Regions from separate parts of the Homo sapiens genome. Here all the other regions are linked to region 2. A link is a contact called in ENCODE Hi-C or POLR2A ChIA-PET data. All regions are on one chromosome and are shown on one strand. The core of a region is the stretch at or near the end of the contact, and the rest is flanking DNA. Distances in the headings are between cores, read along the strand shown. Region 1 holds the start of CUTA (cutA divalent cation tolerance homolog). Region 2 holds the start of NFKBIL1 (NFKB inhibitor like 1). Region 3 holds the start of PSMB8-AS1 (PSMB8 antisense RNA 1).

Evidence for each region. A loop is a pair of places that touch in the nucleus more often than their neighbours do. ChIA-PET counts read pairs that join two places held with the same protein, here RNA polymerase II (POLR2A). Pooled maps may share reads with other maps.
Region 1: a map of ascending aorta shows a loop between it and region 2 (3-fold over the local background). The contact joins the promoter of CUTA here to the promoter of NFKBIL1 in region 2. A Hi-C loop is called at or near these places in 1 of 168 maps with a recorded cell type or tissue (ascending aorta), 1 of 37 single-sample maps with no recorded cell type and 11 of 50 pooled maps.
Region 3: a pooled map shows a loop between it and region 2 (4-fold over the local background). The contact joins the promoter of PSMB8-AS1 here to the promoter of NFKBIL1 in region 2. A Hi-C loop is called at or near these places in 7 of 50 pooled maps. POLR2A ChIA-PET finds 5 or more read pairs at or near these places in 2 of 52 experiments (CD4-positive, alpha-beta T cell and T-cell).

The regions. Positions count from the first base shown.
Region 1 is chr6:33,415,678-33,420,322 of GRCh38, forward strand. It overlaps CUTA (cutA divalent cation tolerance homolog), which reads right to left and starts at 2,430. Exons shown (of 6, transcript NM_001014840.2): 1 at 2,282-2,430; 2 at 1,804-2,018; 3 at 1,574-1,633; 4 at 1,420-1,465; 5 at 1,243-1,292; 6 at 765-1,099. The coding sequence starts at 2,323. The coding sequence ends at 973. It overlaps PHF1 (PHD finger protein 1), which reads left to right. Exons shown (of 15, transcript NM_024165.3): 15 at 133-762. The coding sequence ends at 421. SYNGAP1 (synaptic Ras GTPase activating protein 1) reads left to right here and starts at 4,388. Exons shown (of 19, transcript NM_006772.3): 1 at 4,388-4,645. The coding sequence starts at 4,588.
Region 2 is chr6:31,544,363-31,549,262 of GRCh38, forward strand. It overlaps NFKBIL1 (NFKB inhibitor like 1), which reads left to right and starts at 3,246. Exons shown (of 4, transcript NM_005007.4): 1 at 3,246-3,389; 2 at 3,801-4,077. The coding sequence starts at 3,333. ATP6V1G2 (ATPase H+ transporting V1 subunit G2) reads right to left here and starts at 2,246. Exons shown (of 3, transcript NM_130463.4): 1 at 2,116-2,246; 2 at 1,747-1,847; 3 at 82-1,219. The coding sequence starts at 2,197. The coding sequence ends at 1,046. It overlaps ATP6V1G2-DDX39B (ATP6V1G2-DDX39B readthrough (NMD candidate)), which reads right to left and starts at 2,486. Exons shown (of 13, transcript NR_037853.1): 1 at 2,116-2,486; 2 at 1,747-1,847. RefSeq lists an enhancer at 1,780-2,279.
Region 3 is chr6:32,842,836-32,845,535 of GRCh38, forward strand. It overlaps PSMB8-AS1 (PSMB8 antisense RNA 1), which reads left to right and starts at 1,251. Exons shown (of 2, transcript NR_037176.1): 1 at 1,251-1,439; 2 at 2,583-2,700. PSMB8 (proteasome 20S subunit beta 8) reads right to left here and starts at 1,212. Exons shown (of 6, transcript NM_148919.4): 1 at 1,015-1,212; 2 at 107-254. The coding sequence starts at 1,161. It overlaps TAP1 (transporter 1, ATP binding cassette subfamily B member), which reads right to left. Exons shown (of 11, transcript NM_000593.6): 11 at 2,374-2,700.

The sequences.
Region 1 (4,645 bases), core at 1,180-3,679, 1.9 Mb after region 2:
TCTGTCTTCTATTACCAGTGATGCTCTTCTTCCCCTCTATGTGCTCAAGGCTCTTAGTCTCTAACACTGTTTCTCTGATTCACATGTGCTCTCCATTTCTGCCCATTTCTTACAATTGCCTTCTCTCCCTAGGTCACCCCTGGAACTTCACATTGGTTTCCCCACAGACATCCCTAAAAGTGCCCCCCACTCGATGACTGCCTCATCTTCCTCAGTTTCATCCCCATCCCCAGGTCTTCCTAGACGCTCAGCACCCCCTTCTCCCCTGTGCCGTAGTTTGTCTCCTGGGACTGGGGGAGGAGTCCGAGGTGGGGTTGGTTACCTGTCCCGAGGGGACCCTGTCCGGGTCCTTGCTCGGAGAGTACGGCCTGATGGCTCTGTGCAGTACCTGGTTGAGTGGGGAGGAGGGGGCATCTTCTGAACAGCCTGCCTCTGCCCAGCTCCCCATTCACACACACCGGCACTTTCATACCCTGACCTCTGACCTCACCTACAGCTGGGATGTACCTGGAGAGATAGGGGGTAGTTCTCCCTACTGCCCAGGCTGGAATCCAAGAGTGGGGAGTGGGGAAGAGGCCCTCTTCTCTACCCTCCTTCATGATTCCTGACCCCTCCCATCCTTCCCATTTCCTTTGATGTTATTTTGTTACAGCTTTTTAAATATTTTTTAAAATTATTTAACCCCTGGGGGCAGAGACTGAGGAGGGAGGATGATAAGGGATCCCGGACTCTGTATGATTGAAATAAAGAGAAATAAACAAATCTAGCAGCTCTGAGTCATTCTGAAAGATGTAGAGAATACAGGGACTAGAAGCACTTATATTCTCCCAACAAATTTGCATACATGACAAAAAACAGGCAAAAGGCAGAGAGACCCAAAGACGGGATTTATTGGGGGCCCAGTCATCACCTGGAAGTCAGAAGGCGTTGAAGTATCGCGGGGATCTTCATGATGAGCAGGAACAGGGCTCATCATGGCAGGACTGTGATAGAGTCAGAAACTGACTCTGTGACCTGGCGCACCCACTGCAGGTACGGAAAGTTCCCCTGTTCCACAGGCAATGCAATTACCTCGGCCACTTCGTAAGGGTGCACAGAACTACAAAATAGGTGGGTGGGGGAAGGGGATCACTCAAAGATTTACCCAAAAGAACCCACTCCCTTACACGCAAGCCCTAGACTGCCCAGCAAGTCACACCCACACAGTACACACCCTCACCCCATCCATCTCAAAGTTCTCACCGAACAAAATCTGTCAAAGCTGGGACCAAGGAACTTTGGGTTTTAATCATCTAAGGGACAAAGATAAACATGGTTGAATCAAGGAGTGGGATTGAGTTCAGTTTCTCAGAAGAGGGGTAAGGGCTAAAGGGGTCAGGGATTGGGGATATTTTGTTGGGTGGGGGAAATGTTTCTCACCATCAGCACCTCACTGTCTTCCTCGATCTTCCCTTTCCACTCATAGCTGAAAGGTCAGAGGGGGAGAGTTGTGGGGAGCAAAGAATTTCCCCCAGGAAAGAGGTTCCCAGTCAGCTCCTACAGTTAGGTTAACCCCCCAACTCCTATGACTCACATGGATGTAATCTGAGGGATGAGGTTGACGCAGGCTGCTAGGCGCTTCTCCACCACGGCCCTGGAGTGAAGAGACAGTCCCATTCAGAGTACCCCATAACCCCAGTTTTTGTACTGGCAGCCCAGAGACAGGCTTCCAGAGCTGGAGAAAGGAGAAAGCAGCACTCTTCTGCCCCACCCCCAACTGTCCCTTCATGATCATCCTTTCTCGCTGCACATCGAGGTCCCTACCTGGCGATCTCCTTGGCGACCTTCTCGTTGGGGCAAGTAACAAAGGCTGCAGAGACCGAGCCCGGAACGTAGCCAGAGCCGGAATCCGAGGCCGGCGAGGGCTGGGTCGGAGGGCTTCCAGAGGCCATGGTCAGCAAGACTCGGGGTAGCAACAAAAGGCGGGAGGCCACAGGCAGCAGCGCCGGCATCCAAACAAAAGACAGGAGCAGAGAGGCCTGAGAGCAGGAGGCGAATTCGATCTCTCCTCACAAACAGCCCAGGAAATTACACCCGGGGAAGCCTTCGCTTAGATCCTCAGGCTCTGCCCTCCCTCTGATGCACCCCCGAAGAATGCCCCTGAAGGTGAGAGAGAAACTTGGAAAATAAAGCAAAAGCTCATTTCACTCACACCTCAGGGGGCCAACCTCTGGGATTTAGGGTGCGGGTAGCGGTCGAGGCTTCGAGGACCGGAAGGGGCGGGGCGGGGCCGGTCACTCACCACTCCGCCGAGCAGGACCGCGGGAGCCCGCCCCCCACTCATGCGGCCTACGCTGGTACAGGAGAGTTGATCTCAAAGGCCACACGTCACACGGAGAAACAACCCCAGGAAGAGCGGCCTCTTCTTACCTGGGTGGCAGCCACGTGATTAGAAAACAGCGCGCACCATGTGACAGTAGAAGAAGGACCACCTGCGCCTCCAGAGCCAGCCAATCCCGACCCTATCATGGCGCGGTTTGCCCACCTCCTGATGAAGGAGGAGCCATGGGAGACTTGACCAATCGACTACCGCATCTGCAGACGTGCGCGGAAATGGCACGCCCGTTTCCGTGTGAACCCGAAACTGCCACTTGCTGGCTGAGGAGAGCCGCTGCGGCGTTCCACTGTCACGTGAGGGGGCCGGTCCTCTTCGGCGGCGGCACTCAGTGAGTGACGCCAAGTGGCCAATCACAGGCCAGCCTCGCAGGCCACGTGAGGCGAGAGCTGGTTCCAGGAAAGGGGGGCCAGAGACCCCGCAGAGTCGATGCGTCAGGCTGTGGAGTGGGGAATCATCCTTAAACCCCACAATGTGCCTAGTGACCTCCCCTGCACTGTTTCCGAGGTCTTAAGGAGTGGGAGGGTCTGAGAAGGACCCTTCACCCCAAACTCAGGGGTTAAGAGAGCGCCCCCTGCCCTTTTAGTTGGGCAGAGATATGCCTGGGTTTGGGAATGAACAACGGTGATCTAGAAGCCCGCTGTCCCTGGGTAGCAGGGAGTGATTAGGCAGGCACGGGCATGGCAAGACAATAGCTAGCTGAGGAAAGAAGCATTTTAAAACAGAGCGAGACCCTGTGGTAGAGGATGGTGAAAATGGGGCCTAGCCATCTTAATTGAAAACCCAAAGCTTGAGACAGACTACTGAATCAGAGGGAAGGAGAACGAGGGCTGCAGGATGGGGACAGTGGTGATGGTCCTTCTGTCCCCTCTTCCCTGCCTATTCCACTCCCCAGGATTGGTCCACCTCTCAGCCTCGGGTCTCCTTTCCCTAACCCATCCCCCAAGGAGCCAGGACCTGCCCTACATAACTTCCCTGGGGCCCAAGCACATCCTGTGACCCAAAAATGGAGAGAGGGGCCAATGAGAGGCAGAGAGGTGGGAGGAGGTGCAGAGAAAAAAGCTCTTGCCACTGCCCCCACCCAATATTTCCCCTCCCTTCAAGGTCTGAGGTCATTGGTCTGGTGGTGGGGATGCCTCGGAGTTTCCCAGGCTGACGTCAGGGTTATACCTCTCGGAGGTTCTAGGGCAGGGAAGTGGGGAGGGGAGGTTCCCTGAGATCTCTGTCTTTGAGTTTGGAGTTTGTCTCTGAGACAGATTTCGGAGGGGTCTTTCAGTATTTGTGTGGAGATCTTTCTTAGGATTGAGTTTCCTTTTATGCTTCTGGTTTGGGGGGTTTCTATGTTTCAGGGTCTGTGGTCGCACTCTGAGGTCTTTCGAAGTCTTCTTCATGAATTTTGGGTCTCTGAGTTGTCCATCTCCGGACCAGCTGAAGTCTCTATCTCCCCTTAAGTCAGGAGTGTCTCTGTCTCTAAGTTATCAGTCTCTGAGATCTGAGTCTGGGGTCTCTTTCTAGGTCTGAGTTCTCTAAGCTCTAATTCTACATCTGGCTCTTTCTGAATCTGGGCCTCATCTTTTTCTGAGTCTAGGTCTCAGGTCCTGGTCCCTGAAATCATCATCTCAGGGTCTGGAGTCTAAGATATCTGTAGGTATGGAGAACCCTTTTTAGACTGGATTTTCAGATTTTGATATTGAGCTTCTCTCTCTGGGGGATCTGGGGTCGTTTTTTCCTCAAATCAGGAGTCTCTTTTCCTCTAGATTTTGGCCCTGTGTCTCAAATTACCCCACAGTGGGGGGTGGTGAAGTATCTTTCTCTGTGGGTCTAGGGTCTCTCTGTCTCAGGGTCTGGGGTCTGCATCTTTAGGACCTCTGTCTCTCTCTGGTGTGTTTTTGAGTCAGGGGTCTCTCTCTCTCTCACAATCTGGGCCTCCCGGAGTAGGGGTGGGGGCTGCAGAGTCTCTCCCTCCTCCTCCTCCTCCTGCTCTCTTCGCTCTCGCTCGCTCCCCCGCCCCCCCTCTCTCTCGGCTGCCGCTGCTGCCGTTGGCTCTTATTCTCCTCCTCCTCCTCCTCTCTCCTCCTCTCTGCTTCTCTCTGCTCCTCTCTCCTCCTCTCTCCTCCTCCTCCTCCTCCACCTCCTCCTCCTTCTCCCCCTCTTTCTCCCCCTCTTTCTCTCTTCTTTCTCCCCCGTCCCCCCGCCCCCTCCCCCCAGGCCTGATGAGCAGGTCTCGAGCCTCCATCCATCGGGGGAGCATCCCCGCGATGTCCTATGCCC
Region 2 (4,900 bases), core at 1,996-4,495:
CTGGGCAACAAGAGCAAAACTCCATCTCAAAAAAAAAAAAAACAAAGTGACTGAAAATGAGAAATGATGAGGCAAAAGGAGGCTGCTTCAACTCACCAATTTATTTGCCAATAATTATTTTATTGATACTTTTTTTATTGTTACAATGGGAAAGTAAGGTGTCAAGGATATAGAAAGGAAGGGCATGCATATGAGGGAACACAGTATCATTTTAGATCTTAGAAAGCAATGAGCATCTGATAAGTCTTTGGGGAAATAGGAAAGGAGGAAAATCTAATAAAGACAAAGATCAGCAAAAGAAAAACAAAGAGAGGCTACAAAATGCAGTTATCTACCTGGAATTATAAGAGAGGGGCTAAATGTAGTCATCTCCTCTTTTTGGAGATCAGAAGGTCTCTGGGAAAAGAGAAGAACCAATTTTTCAGAAAATAACTAGGGTCACAGAATGAACAAGTGGAATTAGAGAGCCAGTGATGGACGTGAGGAAACAGCTGTGTAGGTTTTGACCAGTGAGCAGGTGGTGGTAATAGTATCACAGGGTTGCTACTTACTGAATCACTGCTACAACATGCAAGGAACTGTGCTAGACTTTACAGAATGATTCCTAATCATTGAAGCAACCCTCACAAGGTAGGCATTATTATCATCCCAGTTTCACAGAGGAGGACATCGAGGCTACCAAGTTAAGTAGCTTGTCCTGGTTTCACAGCCAGCAAGTGACAGGGTCAAGAGAGGGACCCACATCGGCCAGACACTGAAGTCAGGATGTTTTCCACATTCCTACTTCCCCATATTACAAATTTCACAGAGGGTTTAGGTGAGAATGACTTGGAAGTTTACAAAGTCCCAGTGAGGGTTAAAGAACAACAAGGAGATTCAGATGTGAGCAGGATATTTATAAGTGTCACAGGAAAATTATTGGATCCTGCCTCCCAGGATTTCTAGGGGATGGAAAGAAGACAGGGATTATGGTGGGAGGTGATTTTGATTGGAGGATTTCTTTGAGGGAGGGAACTGGCAGAAGGAGTCAGGCCCTACGGTGGCCCTAGGCAGAAATCCGGTAGTTGGGGTGGACCTGGGGCCTGACGTCGCAGACCATGCCAAGAAGCTGGGCCAGGACACGCTCTCGGTTTCTCTGCTGGGAGCTCTGCATGCCCTGCACCTGGCGCCTTGTAGCCTGCTCCACCTCAGCAGACAGGTTCCCCTGGGAGCCCATGGCCTGGGGGGTAGGGAGAGGGGTGGAAGAGAGAAAGGGAAAAGCAGAAACAGACAAGGGTCCAGGCATATGAGGGGAAAGATCCTGAAACAAAGCCTAGAAGAAAGGCCCTCTCAGAAACCACCCCCATCCCACAGAAATATCCCAACACCAAAGAGATCAACACAGTCCCCTTTCCCCTTAGACCTAACATGCAACTTCATCCTAAAACAGACCGTAATATCCCCACCACCTCACCATCCATGACCATAAAACTCTACCCTCCACCACAAATGTTAATCATACTCCACATAGATGTTATACTTTACACAGACTGTGGCATTCCGCCCACAAGCTCTATGTGGCCTTCAAAACTCCCAGACTCTCCTACATATCATCACAAAGTTTCACCAATGTTGTGGTCCCTGCCAGGGTCCCCTCAGCCTCAGCCCTCTGCCACCATATTTTCTTGTTGAGTCACCCTTACACACCTCACTAGATGCACCCACCAACTTGCAGTGGGGTCTCAACCCGACTCTGCCTCAACTCACCGCCTGCTGCTTGCTCTGGAATTCGTGCTCTCGCTCTCTGCGGTATTGCTCCACCTCCATCTGTGCCTCCTCCTTTGCCTGCTTCAGTCGCCGGGCCTTCCCTGGAGGCAGAAGAAAGGACAGTGAGTGGGGATGGACCCACACACACACAATGTAATAGCAGGAGTCAGTCCCTTCCAGAAAGTTATACAGCCTTCTCTCAGCCAACCAGGTGCCAGATTCTAATATCCATCCATTTCTTCCCTCCTAACCAGCCTCCAGACCCTAGCTGTCTGTCTTCCCGCCAGCCTTGGGTTTTCCCAAAATGTTTGCTGTCCCCCACCCCCAATTTTCTTTCCAAACTCCTAAGGGAGGAAAGAGGAGACTCACTCTTTCTGGCATCTGCCACCTTCTCAGCTGCCCGCTTCTCAGCTTGCAGAAGCTGCTGGATACCTTGGGACTGACTGGCCATTTCTGTTGTTATGGCCGATGCTGTTTTGAATGCTGTCAAAGTACCAGATGGCTCCCACCCCCCACCGCTTACTTCTCCTCCTCCAGCTCGTTGCTGCAGTCCTCCACTACCCCTGGGTCTTAGTGCTCCCCTGCTCACTCAGCCTCCTGCACCGAGTGTCTCTCCCAATCTCATCCTCCTATTGATGACTGGTCCTCCTCTCCAGCACTTCTTGCTCAGGCAGTACCCAAAGGGGCCGCCTGGGAGCAGCAGAGACCAGGCCCAAAGCTGCGGGCTTACAACAGGTTAGCCATCCCAGTCGGAAAGGTCTAGGGATGAGGCAGGGGCGGAGACGGGGGAGTACTGAGGTGAGAGAAGGAGAACTTGATTGGTGGTAACAGAGGAAGCATAAAGGGTTGTGAATGCGGTGAAAAGGTAAGGATGTCATCATGCAACCTGTGTTGGGAAAAGAGCATTCTGGGCTTAATTCTAAACTAACTCTCTACCTTTCTCTCTCTCTCCACCATCCCGCCCCCTCCCCTGCCTCCCGTTGTTAACATCTCCATCTTTTTCTACATATTTCTCAAGTCCAAATTTTTGCATCTCACTTGCCCCATCCTACGATAGTCTTCTTCCGTCTTTTGTCTGTATTTTTTCTTTTTTTTTGATCTGTCCCTGTTGTTGTCCCACTGTGGTTTTTGTTTTTGTTTTCCATGTTTAATGTGATTTTTATCCTGTCTTTATCTCCTCTATTTTCTCTGTCTTCTCATCTTTTCGTCCATCACTGAACCATCTCCTCTCTCTGCCAAGTTAGAGGAGGCGGGAAAAAACCTCCAAATAACTCTCTTTTCTCCCTCCCCTCCCCTCGCCTCCTTTTCCTCGCCTCCAGTCCAGTCTTCTGGTTTCAGACGGCCCCTTTAATTTAAGTTCCCTAGTTTCCCCTGGGAGATCTGGCCAAGAACTACCCGGTCGGGGCGGAACGACATCCGGTAACGCCCCTCACAGTTCACTTCCGTCCTCCACCTGCGTCTCTGCTTGCGCCATTTCCTCCAGCCTGGAGTGTCTCCGCCCTTCCCGCCTCCCGTCTCCGAGCTTCTTAAACACAGGCCTTGGGCCTACGGCTCTGGGGGTACTTGGGGGGGCGGGGGCAGGTCTGATGAGTAACCCCTCCCCCCAGGTTCCAGAGGAAGAAGCCTCCACATCTGTCTGCCGGGTACATGATATTCAATTTCTAGATCATTATTGGAGATTATCTGTGACTTTTTAAAACTCAGATTTCTGCTGATAAAAATTTTCCCCATCCGGCCCTGTTGGGTTTTTTTAAAGTTCTTTGTTAAAAATTAAAAATTTACCTGGGCTCCTGAGCCTTAAACCAATTATTTACCCTTTTCTCGAATTTTACATTAAAAAAATTAAACCTCTGATCCTATCACCCCCCTCAAAAAAAATTTTTTTTCAAATCTATCATCTGATAAAGGATCAGGGTTAGGTTAGGCCTCATCTCTTGCTGAAGATATTAAAAAAAGACGGAACCAAAGGGAGAAACAACAGGGGATGTCAGAGATGGAGGGAGAAGGACCAGCCAAGGCTGAAGTCCTGACTGCTGCCTTTTTTCCTTCCCCAGCCCAAGAGTTCCATGGCCTCCACTTCCCGCCGCCAACGCCGAGAACGTCGCTTTCGTCGTTACTTGTCTGCAGGACGGCTGGTCCGGGCCCAGGCCCTCCTCCAGCGACACCCAGGCCTCGATGTAGATGCTGGGCAGCCCCCACCACTGCACCGGGCCTGTGCCCGCCACGATGCCCCTGCCCTGTGCCTGCTGCTTCGGCTCGGGGCTGACCCTGCCCACCAGGACCGCCATGGGGACACGGCACTGCATGCTGCTGCCCGCCAGGGCCCAGATGGTGAGTCTGCTCAGTGGGGAACAAGGTCATAAGCAGCTGACCAGACCTGAAATGAAAGCCAACCAATAGTTGAGAAATAAGCTGGTTATTTGGTCATCAGGACCTAGGGAAGGAGTTAACCAAGTTGGCATGTGGCTGTCATTTGTCCCTTTACATTACTGAGCTACCATTGTCTGAAGAACCCAACATTCCCCAAAGATCAACTGGTCTTCAAATTTCACATCTGTTTAGATTAGTAGCTACTTTGTTTCTTGACAGATTGTTTGCTCGTAGCCAAAAAGTAGCATAGAAGGTAGGCTCTGGAGTTAGATTGCCTGGATTCAAACCCCAGCTCCAAATCCCAGCTCCACACTTCATAGCTACGTATTCTTGGACAGGTTACTTGAGGCTTAGTTTGCCCATGTGTAAAAATTAAAATAATAACAACCTTTGCTATGTGCCAGACATTTCTTATAAAGTAACACATTTAATCCTCACAACAATCTTAGGAGGTGAGTACTGATATTATCCCCCATTTCCCAGCTGAGGAAACAGGGCATAGAGAAGTCATTTGCCAGAGTTACAGTTATTCACTGGTAGAGCAGAGATTATAACCCAGATGGACTAGATAGAGTGTCCATGCTTTTAACAGCTACATTGTCCTGTGTTATACATTATAGCATTGTACATTGATTGTGCCCATGTTCAGAGTACCCATGTTGTGCCATATATGTTTTGAGAATCAACTGACATAGTACATAATTAGAGTACCTGGCACACACGATAAGCACTTGGTATATGCTGGCGATTGTTGTTCCTGTTTCTCTGTTTTTTGTTTTTGTTT
Region 3 (2,700 bases), core at 1-2,500, 1.3 Mb after region 2:
GTGTGTCCTAAATCAATATCCACTTCCACTTTGTTGCAGAGTTGGCCTCCTGTGGAAAGGAGAGCCCAGCTCCCCAGATTCTGCCTGCTGGAGCGTATACACTCACTAATGTAGGACCCAGCTGAGGCCCGAGAATCCACTGCTGCAATCACTCCATGCTGGAACTTGAAGGCGAGCGTGGTGGTGCCATGGGCCATCTCAATCTGAACGTTCCTTTCTCCGTCCCCACCCAGGGACTGGAAGAATTCTGTGGGCTGATAAGAGAAAAGAGGTTGAGAAAGGCAATGAAAAATTCTGTAGTAAGAGGCTCCAGGAAAAGGTTTTAGGGAGTATGAGGGTGAGGAGATATGCAGAAATGATCTAACCATCAATAAATGAAACAGTTAATAACCAATCTCTAGAAGGAAATGGCTTGGGAGAAGGAAAAGAAGAGGCATGCCAGTATCAACCTTTTCCATTTTCCAGCACAACAGAAATGAAAGCAAGCACATGTTACCATTACTAAAAAATTTTGAGAGTGACTTAAAGGGTTTCTTCCATGCATAAAGCATTCAACCCTCACAAAACACGTTTAGTAACAGTATCCTCACTTTACAGAAGAGGGGCTTGGGACCTAGACTAAGTGACTTGTTCTAAGTCGCGCAACAGTGAGTTGCTGAGAGGAGGCCAGCAGGCAAATTTCATAGGTTTCCCAAGACACCACACACCTCCTATATCATGTGATAACCCCATGAAAAAGGCTCCACCATTTGTGTGTGGACAAGGGCAGGAAAGTTCTCTTGTCTTCCTTTGGGAGCCCCCACCTCACCTGTAACTCTTTGTCCTAACTTGCACTTCCTCCTCTCAGGCCCCATCCCCATGTGGCCTCTTCTTTGGGTCTGGCGCTCTCCGGGACTGAAGGCTACCCCCGACCCTGTACCCCGCGCTCCCGCTCTCGCCTCCTCCTCTCAGGCGACCCTCCACTCCTCAGCGCCCGCCTCCCTGCATCCCTAGGGGCTTCCCTACTGCCCCGACCTGCATTCCCCGGGGTAAAGCGAGCTCTGGAGATCGCATAGAGAAACTGTAGTGTCCTGGGTCCGAGCGACGCCCGCTTCCCGCAACCGGGAGAGCCGATTCCGGCCGCTGCCCTCGGGGGGCTCCGCATACATCTAGTAGCGCCATGACCGCCCAGCACCCAGAGATCTGTCCGCTCTCGGAGGAGGAAGTGAAAGCGAAAGCCACAGATCGAAGGGGAGGGAACAAGACTCTTTTCCACATCCCCCTGCCTTTTCCGAGAAAAGGACAGTTAGTGCCTGGACCAGGACCATCACACTGGGGACCGGCTTCTCTGCTCTCCCGTTATGGGGGTCGGGGGAATGATGGGTCAAGGGTCTTCCGAAGAAAGCGAGAAAGGAACAGGCGCCTTCAAAAGCCCACTTGGCGATGGGTTACAGTAAGAGGTACCTCCAGGCCCGGGCATCCGCTGGAAACAGGGGTGGGTAGGGTCGTGTCATCTAAAGGCGCAGCTTCAACCAGAAGACTAGAAGTCAGCCAGGAGCTGGGAGTAGTGTCACGCGGGGTGGGGGTTCCTATGAGCATCACTTTACAAAACCAGGAGGGACGGAAGTGCGAGGGGGCAGAGTCTTGGAAACAGGTCCTGGGCCAACTGCAACAGAATATACCCGCCGCGTGTAGGGGAAGGCGGCGCCAGGGAGAGGGCGCAGTCTCTGAATCTTTCCACGGGGTCCATCCTAGGGCCCCTCCAGGTTCAACGGTCTCCTAACCTGTAGTCACCCACAAGAGCGTGCCCTTTCTGCCCGCCCTTCCTAGCGTTGCTCCCTGCTTGGCTGAGCACTGCGGAGTTTCACGCCTCTAAACCCCGCCTCTTCTTGCAACCTGTGTTGGCCTCATCTACCCAGCAACTGTCGACGTCACACGACCTGGGCCTCCCTGAATGGGAGATATTTACTAGGCAATCCCGCCTACTGTTCTGAGGTTTCCCCTCCAGGTGCAGCTTCAGAGCCAGGCGAGCCAGGAAGGACCAGCGGGCGAGGTGGTGAGTTGTGAGGCGCGCCCAGTCCCTCTGTTCCCGCCTGGCACTTGCTCTGGCCGCGCCCGCCCCATCTGCCACTTCGGAGAGGCCACGGCTCTGAGCTGCGGCCGCTAGTGCCCTGATGGGCCCTGTGGCTGGGGTCTTGCACATTCTTGGGGGTGGGCCTAAGGGGATAGGGGAAGTGGAAGGGGCCTCATAGGAATTAAAAAGCTTAAGGGAAAAGGTGATGCAGTTAGGGGGTAAAACATTGAGGATGATAAAAGAGGAGACATCCGCAGCTGAAAAGTGCGCTGCAAAAGGCAGTGGGCCGTTTGGTGTGCCGGAAACATAAGAAACCACAGTACAAAACACCAATTTTATTATAAATATCAAGAACCTACAGGGTGTTTATGGGCCAGCATATGCCTTCAGTTATGTTGAAAATAGCTGATCATCTTTCCGTACATTCTGAACATTTCTCAGTTTCAGAGTGCTGGCCACACCAAAGCATCAGCCCTGGCTCTAAACTCCGTTACAGTAAGGAATTACAAATCCTGTGTTTGTACTCCAGGAAGTCTGCATTATCACGAGGAGCTTGGAAAGGAGGTAACACACTCAAGGCAAATTTCAAGTAACTCATCCTGGAGGCAGCTGCCTACTCTGCAGCTGTGGTTCTCCACCACAGAGAG